2 separate regions of the Homo sapiens genome follow, and region 1 is linked to region 2. Evidence: read pairs that join two places in POLR2A ChIA-PET (ENCODE). Cell type or tissue: PC-9. All regions are shown on one strand. Each heading gives the region's core, and the rest is flanking DNA. Links, peaks and the distances in the headings are about the cores only.

Evidence for each region. Peaks named below come from ENCODE experiments on the same cell type or tissue, not always from the same donor. Only the 100,000 strongest peaks of a DNase experiment are listed, where the experiment ranks them.
Region 1: POLR2A ChIA-PET joins it to region 2 with 5 read pairs; 1 of 35 experiments calls an interaction of 5 or more read pairs at or near these places.

Annotation. Positions count from the first base shown.
Region 1 is chrX:17,348,304-17,352,942 of GRCh38, reverse strand. No RefSeq gene overlaps it. Among named protein-coding and RNA genes, the nearest start is that of NHS, 25 kb to the left of the region's middle. In PC-9, for the core only: no CTCF peak of the experiment used is centred there; no DNase peak of the experiment used is centred there; H3K4me3 peaks cover 364 bases.
Region 2 is chrX:17,700,176-17,704,814 of GRCh38, reverse strand. All of the region lies in intron 3 of NHS (NHS actin remodeling regulator), which reads right to left. Among named protein-coding and RNA genes, the nearest start is that of SCML1, 35 kb to the left of the region's middle. In PC-9, for the core only: no CTCF peak of the experiment used is centred there; DNase peaks (open chromatin) are centred at 1,434, 2,024, 3,134 and 3,654; H3K27ac peaks cover 3,263 bases.

The DNA.
Region 1 (4,639 bases), core at 372-4,371, 350 kb after region 2:
AAGGACATGAGTCCTGTTGGATTAGGGTACCACTCTTATCACCTCATTTAACCTTAATTCCCTCTTTACAGGCCCTGTCTCCAAATACAATCACATTGGGGGCTAAGGCTTCAACATGGGAATTTGTGTGTGTGTGGTTGTGCGGGTGGAGGGTGGAGGGGGCTTGGACACAACTCAGTCTATAACAGATGGGTTTGGAGCAGAGAGACAATTACATTACTCACCTGCACAAAATATATGAAACATCTTAAAAATCATCTAGGAGCTATGAGATGGTGAGCAACAATCAGACTAAGATCCAGAAAAGGACAGTAACCTTAAAAGTTAAGAAAAGCTCTCAGAGCAACTTCTGTCCTAGGGGCTTTTTCTGATTTGGAAGGGAGACCACTGAGATGCACTTTCGACAGCTTCATGGGACTAGAGGATAAAAGTTAAAATCTGGCCCACAAAATGTGGGAACCCAGGTAAAGCACCTCTCTTTTCACTGAGATCTTGAAGTCTGCACCCTTTGAGGAAGAATGAAAAGGAAGTAAATGAGCCTTTACAGGATTTGCTGCTTGGTTTTGCCATCATCCGGGGGCTCTAAAAATCCCAACCTTTGACTTTGAGTAAAGGTGATACTAGACTGCTCTCACCTCCAGGATCCAGCAAAAGCAAAAGCAAATCTTTTCCAGAAGAAAGTAGCATCATCCTAGGTAACAAATAATTGATACAAATAATCTTTTATATACAATATCCAGCACACAATAAAATATAACCAGGGACATGAGGAAACAAGATAGCATGGCTAAGGGTAATTGAAAACAGCGGATGATAGAAAAAAGTAACAGATGGGTGACATATATAGAATTGTTAGATACAAACTGTAAAATTACCACTTATTATATTGAAGAACATAAAAGCCAAGCATGAAAATTTCAGCAAGAAAGAGACAATATGAAACATGACAAAGCCAACTTCAAAGAGAAAATACAAATTTTAGAGCTGAAAAATAAAATGATCAAAATTAACAACTCAATTGACAGCTTTATCAGCAGCTGAGGAGAGAATCAGTGGATGGGAAGAAGGATCACAAGAAATTATCCAGATTAAGACAGGGGGAGACCAAAGGGAGGAAACTATAGAAGAGTGAGATTACAAAGGACAGAATGAGAAGGTCCACATTATGTTTATTGGAATTCCCAAAGGAGAGAAGACAGAAAAACAGACGATTTTATGTATAAAATCCAGCCTAGACAGATCATAGTTAAATTGCAGAAAACTAAAGGCAAAGACCAACTTTTAAAGGAAATCAGAGAAAAAGACAGATACTTTTAAAAGAAACAGTAGTGAGACTGACAGCTGACTTTTCAACAACAAGAGTAGAAAGCAGAAAACAGATGATTAATATATCCAATGTACTGAAAATAAATGACTGACAACTTAGAATTCCATATCTGGTGAGAATATTCTTCAATAAAACATGCAAAATAAATATTATTTCAGGCAAAAATTGAGAGTTATCTATGAGCAAATCAATGCTAAAGAATGCTAAAAAGCATTAAATGAAGCTCTTTAGGCAGAAGGAAAAAAGAAAATGAAACAAGATCAAATGTTAAAAAGGCAGAAAAAGAGAACTATGAAAATGATAAATATGTGGCTACATGTAAATGAACTTTGTATAAAACAGTAATATCTTTTGGATTTAGAAATTTTATTTAAATATACTTAGATATAGATAGGTTGAAATAAATAGATTAAAAACAAAAAATCCAACTAAATGCTGCTTATAAGAAATCATCAGAAACAAAAGAAAATGGAACAATTGAAAGTAAAATGATGGTAAGATATATACCATCCAAACACAAACAAAAAGAATTCAGGCATAGCTTCATCCATATCAGACTAAATGGACTTTAAAGTCAACATTCCTTGTAATAATACAGATAAAATTTACCAGGATGATATAATAACTTTTAAGTTGATATGCAAATTGCATGGCTTCAAAATACATACAGCAAAATTAACAACACCACAAGGAGAAATAGGTAATTTCCACAATCATAGTGAGAAATTATAACATCCCTCTCCCAATAACTGACAGTTACCAGACAAGAATCAGTAAAAATACAGAACTGAACAAAATAGCTAACAAATTTGATCTAATGGGCATCTATAGAATACTCCATCCAACACCTGCAAAATACACTTTTATTTCCTAGTACACATTGAACATTTACAAAAATTGACTATATACTGGGCCACAAAACAAGTTTCAACCAATTTCAAAAAATTAAAGTCTTGAAAAATATGTTCTCAGATTGAAAGGAAAATATTTTAAAAATAAATAACAAAAAGTGATCAGAAATCTGTAAAGATTGAGATTCCCTTCTAAGTAACTCATGGGTTCAAAAAAGAAATTACACTAAAATTTACAAAATATTTTCCCAACTTCTTATTTTGAAAAATTTCAAAATCATAGAGAATTTGAAGTAATACAAAAACACTTGAATACACTTCACTTAGAATCATGAGTTGTTAGCATTTTGCCACACTATTTTTCTTTCTTTCTATATGTGTGTGTATGGCCTGTTTAAAAAAATTGCAGACACCATGTTACTTTACTATATATTCTATAAAAATAAAGATGCTCCCCTATATAACCACAATATCCTTACTGCCCCAAGAAAATTAGAATTGCTATAATACTATTTACTGCAGAATATTTTCAAATTTCTTCAATTGTTCCAATAATATTATTTATAGCTGTGTTTGTTTGTTTTTGTATTCAGGACCAATTAAAGATCATGCATTATTTTCTGTTGTTATGGCTCTTTAGCTCCTTTCATCTAGAATAATCCTCTTTTCTTTGTTTTATTTTATGGTCTCTCATGACATCAACATTTTTGAAGAGTCCATGCTGATTTTCTTATAGAATACCCCATGTCTGATTGTTTCCTCATTATCAGGTTTAGCTTAAACATTTTTGGTGAGAAAACTACATAGTTAATGCTGTATGCTTCCCACTGCCTCACATCAGGAGACATAGAATTTGTTTATCCCATTTTTGATGATGCCAAGTTTGATCACTAGGTTAGGTGAAATATCAAGGAGCCACAAGGTACTTTTCTCACTTTGTAATTAATAAGTAATCTGTAGTGTGATAGTTGGAGATGATGTGAACATCCTGTTCTCAAATAACTTTTTACTCTGGTAGAAATTATTTTGAACTGTATGAAAAAAATATTACATATCAAAACATGAGAGATGCAACAAATGTAGTGCTTAGAGGGGATTGTATAGCCTTAAAATGCATAAAACAACATTAATATTAATGAGCTAAATATTCACTTTAGTATGTTAGAAAAAGAATAGCAAGATAAATCCAATGAAAGTAGACAAAAATAATAAAAAAGAAAAATATTGAAATAGAAAACAAATATATATTACAGAGGATTAACAAAGCCAAAACTTGATTTTATTTAAAAGGCTAATAAAATTGATAAACTTCTGGTTAGTCTAATCTTGAAAAATAAGAGACAGATAAATTATCAAAGTCAGGACTGAAAAACTCATATAGATACTAAAATGATAAGTTGACATTATAAATATTTTATATTACTCAAAAGAAAATTTAGATAAAATTGACAATCCCTATATAAAGACAACTTATCAAAATTACATGATAAAGAATAGAAAAGCTTGGTGGAGAAGAGCACAAAATGAATTTAATGCATAAAAACCTTCCAATAAAGAAAATCCCAGATGTACATGGCTTTATTGATTAGTTCAACCAAACAATTAAGAAAGAAGTAGCTCTTAATCTTTTTTTTTTTTTTTTTTTTTTTTGATGGAGTCTTGCTCTGTCACCAGGCTGGAGTGCAATGGCATGATCTCGGCTCACTGCAACCTCTGCCACCTGAGTTCAAGCAATTCTCCTGCCTCAGCCTCCCAAGTATCTGGGACTACAGGCACAAGCCACCACACCCAGCTAATTTTTGTATTTTTAGTAGAGACGGGGTTTCACCACGTTGGCCAGGATGGTCTTGATCTCTTGACCTTGTGATCCACCCACCTCCGCCTCCCAAAGTGCTGGGATTACAGGCATGAGCCACCGCACCTGGCCGTAGCTCTTAATCTTAAACTTCTCCAGATAATAGAAAAGGGAGGAAACCCCAACTTATTATCTAATCCTGGTATAACCTAGGCAGCAAAACACAAGGACAGAATGGGGTGGATGTAAAAATCCTTAATGAAATATTAACAAAATACAGAACTAATAACAAAGTTGGCATTATCCTAGGAATGCAAGGCTGCTTGAACATTAGCAAATAAATCAATGCAATTTGTTACAATAACCAACAAAAGGGTGGAAATCATATGCTCATTTCAGTTGATGCCAATATAAACTTTATTTGTACAGCTTCTATTCATGATTTAAGATTTTAGCAAAGAGCCAAGATGGCCGAATAGGAACAGCTCTGGTCTATAGCTCCCAGCGTGAGCGACGCAGAAGACCGGTGATTTCTGCATTTCCATCTAAGGTACCAGGTTCATCTCACTAGGGAGTGCCAGACAGTGGGCGCAGGTCAGTGGGTGCACGCACCGTGCGCGAGCCGAAGCAGGGCGAGGCATTGCCTCACTCGGGAAGCGCAAGGGG
Region 2 (4,639 bases), core at 427-4,426:
TTGAATATATTTCTGACTTGGCAAGAAAGTTCTGTGGTCTGGAAGTTTTTATTTACGTTCACTCATAAATGGGCCTCTGGGATGTTGTCTCTCTGGGAGCTTTTCAGGAACCAACACTTCTCTCAGAAGAATGTGACCATCTCTTAGTCCCCTCCATTCTGCCCAGTCAGTCATCAAAGGTCTGCTTGATGGAGATGCTTTTCTTTTAAAAAATTTTGGCCGGGCGTGGCGGCTCACGCCTGTAATCCCAGCATTTTGGGAGGCTGAGGCGGGTGGATCACGAGGTCAGGAGATTGAGACCAGCCTGGTTAAAATGGTGAAACCCCATCTACTAAAAATACAAAAAATTAGCCAGGCGTGGTGGCGCGTAACTGTAATCCCAGCTACTCGGGAGGCTGAGGCAGGAGAATGGCATGAACCCGGGAGGCAGAGCTTGCAGTAAGTTGAGATCGCACCACTGCACTCCATCCAGCCTGGGTGACAGAGTGAGACTCCATCTCAAAAAAAAATTTTTTTTTAATTTTTAAATTTTTTTTAGAGATAGAGTCTCACTCTGTCACCCAGGCTGGAGTGCAATGGTGCCATCATGGCTCACTGCAGCCTCCAACTCCTGGGCTCAAGCGATCCTCCTGCATCAGCCTCCCAAGTAGCTGGGACTGCAGGCACGTGCCACTGCACCTAGTGGAGATGCTCTTCTTGAAAGGCACGAGGTGTACAACCAAGTGTTCTAGGTGGCTTGCCCAGGTCATTCTCTCTCTCTGGCCTGTGATTCTCCACACACATATCTACATGGCTACTCTTGTTAGTGCAGTGTTGGTTCTTCAGAAAATAGCCATATGCCTGCTGATTTGCTTAGTTTGGGGACACCATTGCCACCACAATGGCTGCTCTGACAATATGCCTGGGGGCTTTCTCATGGCTTTTTGAACAAGGAGGCTGGGCACTCTATTGAGCCTCCTGCATTCACACCTCTGCAGCATGGTTTATGCCTCAATGTTATGTGCACTGGAATGCTTTCCACTTCACATTTTCAAATAGATTACTGTTAAGGAAATTCCTAATTGATCCTATCTGAGATTTAAAGATTGTCCTCAGTATCTTGAAGGATTTTACATGTGGCAAATGATTATGCTGGAAGCTATAGTCAGCTCCTAATGGAGATCTAAAGCATCAAATGTATTGTAGCATCAGCTGCCTGGTTATATTGGCTTCCTGGCTTCTCATGTAGACCACTGTTAATCCCTTAGAAACATGGAGTCTCGCATTTGTGGCCAATCTGAGGTGGAATGATAGGCCTCTGAGCAAGCCAGTGCAGCTTCTTTGCTAGAGTCAGCTTAGTTTAGACTTCACTGAATCAAGTAATCAGGTTGCTGTCATCCTAACATCTGTCTGTGTAAGTCTCTTCATTCATAAATCTGCCCTTGGTGGACTTTCTCTGACTCATTGCTTACTTGTTTGCTTGCTTCCTTGCTTAAGAAGGAAAACGGACACACAATTCTTCTTTTTATTATGTTTTTGAGACACAGTTTTGCTCTATCACCCAGGCTGGAGTGCAGTGGCAGGATCTCAGCTCACTGCAGCCTTTGCCTCCTGGGCTCAAGTGATCCTTCCACCTCAGCCTCCCGAGTAGCTGGGACTACAGGTGTGCGCCACTATGCCTGACTATTTTTTCTTTTCTTTCCTTTCTTTCTTTCTTTTTTTATTTTTCTTATAGACAGAGGTCTCACAATGTTGCCCAGGCTGGTCTCAAACTCCTGAGCTCAAGTGATCCACCAGCCTCAGCCTCTCAAAGTGTTGGGATTACAGGTATGAGCCACCGTGCCTGACCCACACAATTATTCAGGAAGGGAATGGCTAAAGAATACCACCTTAAAGGGATGGGGAAGGGGTGGGAAGCAGGGGAGTGGCCAGGTGGGATGACTCAAGTGTGAATGAATGAGGGATTCCTTTTAAAGTAAAATTTTAACTTTGTGATCAAGTGATGTAATATAGGAATTGTATAAAAGGGAAGAATTATCTGATAGTCATCTGTGGGGTACCTCAAAGGCTCTTTGACTTGCATATTTAAAATTCCTAAGTGTATGACTTTCCCCTTTTGGTTGTATAGCAAGATGTTTTTGTTTTCGTTTTGAGACAGTCTCACTCTGTCACCTAGGCTGGAGTGCAGTGGTGCAATCTCGGCTCACTGCAACCTCTGCTTCCCAGGTTCCAGCGATTCTCCTGCCTCAGCCTCCTAAGTAGCTGGGATTAATGGGCACCTGCCACCACACCTGGCTAATTTTGTATTTTTCATAGCGATGGGGTTTCACCGTGTTGGCCAGGCTGGTCTCGAACAAACTCCTGACCTCAAGTGATCCGCCTGCCTTGGCCTCCTAAAGTGCTGGGATTACAGGCATGAAGCAAGGTGTTTTAATCCACAGTTATGCCTTACTGTTCCATTTAAAATTATACTCATTAATCTATCAATAAATATTTGTGGTTAAAATGAAACAAAAATACTGCTTTCCAAAGTTATTAAAGGTTAGCTATTTTCTTCCCCACCTCTTTCAGGGTGGTTGTTATTCATTTGTAATGTAGTTAGGTTTATTTGGTGCTGTTTGTTTTCCATTTGGGGTTCTCCTCACATCCTGGTTGATGATAATTATTTATTTATGGGGGGATATATAAAACATTACCTGAGCTATAACCCAAAAAATATACTCAGAGAAATGCCATCCCCCTTGAACCTGCCACCACCATCCCATCCTCCCATTCTTTCTACCCCACTCCCACTCATCCCCCGTAGGGAAATCCATCTCATTTATTTCTGGTTTTTCCTTCCTGTACAGTCAATTTCATTATAACGCATGTTTTGAAAATTCAAGTTTGTTCCACTGTGATCGATATCAATGTGACTGATATTGATTCAAATTTGTTCCAATGTGATTGATTGTTCCAATGTGATTGATACCTTAGGTATCACTTGAATACCTAAGATATCTTAGGTATTCACATTTGAGCATAACCTGAGACTCTCTAGATGAACACAGCAACTGCACACAGCTGAACTGAGCTGCATAAGAGTACATAACACACACACATATCAAATATCTACCAGCCACCTCAGTTCACTCCACATATTAGGAGCCACACCTGCCCACACCTGGTGTTATGACCTTCCCTCCGGTTTCAGGTAACCTTCCTTCCAGTCCTTCCCAGTAACTCACAAGCTGTGGCCCTTCTGTTGCCCAATCCCTAGGCACCCCCAGGACTTTTTCTGGGTGAAGTGCCAATTTATTGCAGTATTTGTGTATTTTTTAACCATTCACAATGTGTATAACTGTGCTATTGTATTTTATTAGGTTCCTATTTGTGTGTGTGTGTGTCTGTGTGTGTTGTCATTGGAAGAAATTTTTGAATGTTGTGCCCCTAACTCCCATTTTCTCCATAAGCCCTTTGTTTTTTATTGTGCAATTTTGTACAGTGTGGAGATTTTTAGGGATGCATATGTTGTGTCACAGCAGAATGGACTCTTTCTTTTATGCAAATAAGTGGCTACTTGTATATTTTCTTATATAGTTATAGATCACTTATGACTGGGATACATTCTGAGAAATACGTCCTCAGGCAATTTTCTTGTGCAAACATCTTAGAGTGTATTTACACAAACCTAGAAGGTACAGCCTACTACATACCTAGGCTATATGGTAGAGCCTATTGCTCCTAGGCTACAAATCTGTGTGGCATGTTACTGTACTGAATACAGTAGGTAATTGTAAAACAATGTGAAGTATTTGTATATCTAAACACAGGTAAACATAGAAAAGGTACAGCAAAAATATGACATTATAATTTTATGGGCCCAGCAGACTATATGCAGTCTGTTGTTGACAGAAACATTATTATGTGCTATATGACTATATACCCTTCTTTCTAACATGAAGGGTAGCATACTGTAGGCACTTTTTTGGGCTTTGCCTTTTTCAGTTAAGAGTATGCCTTAGAAATCACTCCTTATCAGTTCATAAAGGTCTTCCTGCTTCTTTTACTCCATCACTCTTCTATGTATAGGTATTTGGGTTGTTTCCAACATCTTGTAATTGTTAGCAATGCTGAAAAAAATAACCTTTTTCTATTACTGGAGGTGTATCTGTAGTAGAATTGCAGAAGCAAAAGGTAAGTGCGTATGTAGTTTGGTTAGATATTGCCAAATTGCCCTCAGTTAGGTTGGACCACGTTTGAATTTCCACCAGCAATGTATGAGAGTGCTTGTTTCTCCAGTTTCACTAACAGAATACATTGTTACATTGTTTAATTTTTGCCAGTCTCATAGGTAATATGTGGAATTTCAGTGTTGTTTGCATTTCTTTTTTTTCTTTTCTTTTTTTTTTTTTGAGACAGTCTCCTCTGTCACCCAGGCTGGAGTGCAGTGGTGTGATCACAGCTCACTGCAGCCTCAACCTCCCCAAGCTCAAGTGATCCTCCCACCTCAGCCTCCTGAGTAGCTGGGACTACAGGCATGCACCATCAGGCCCAGCTAATTTTTGTATTTTTTTGTAGAGACGGGGTTTCACCATGTTACCCAGGCTGGTCTCAAACTCCTGGGCTCAAGTGATCCTCCCACCTGAGCCTCCCAAAATGCTGGGATTACAGGCTGCAT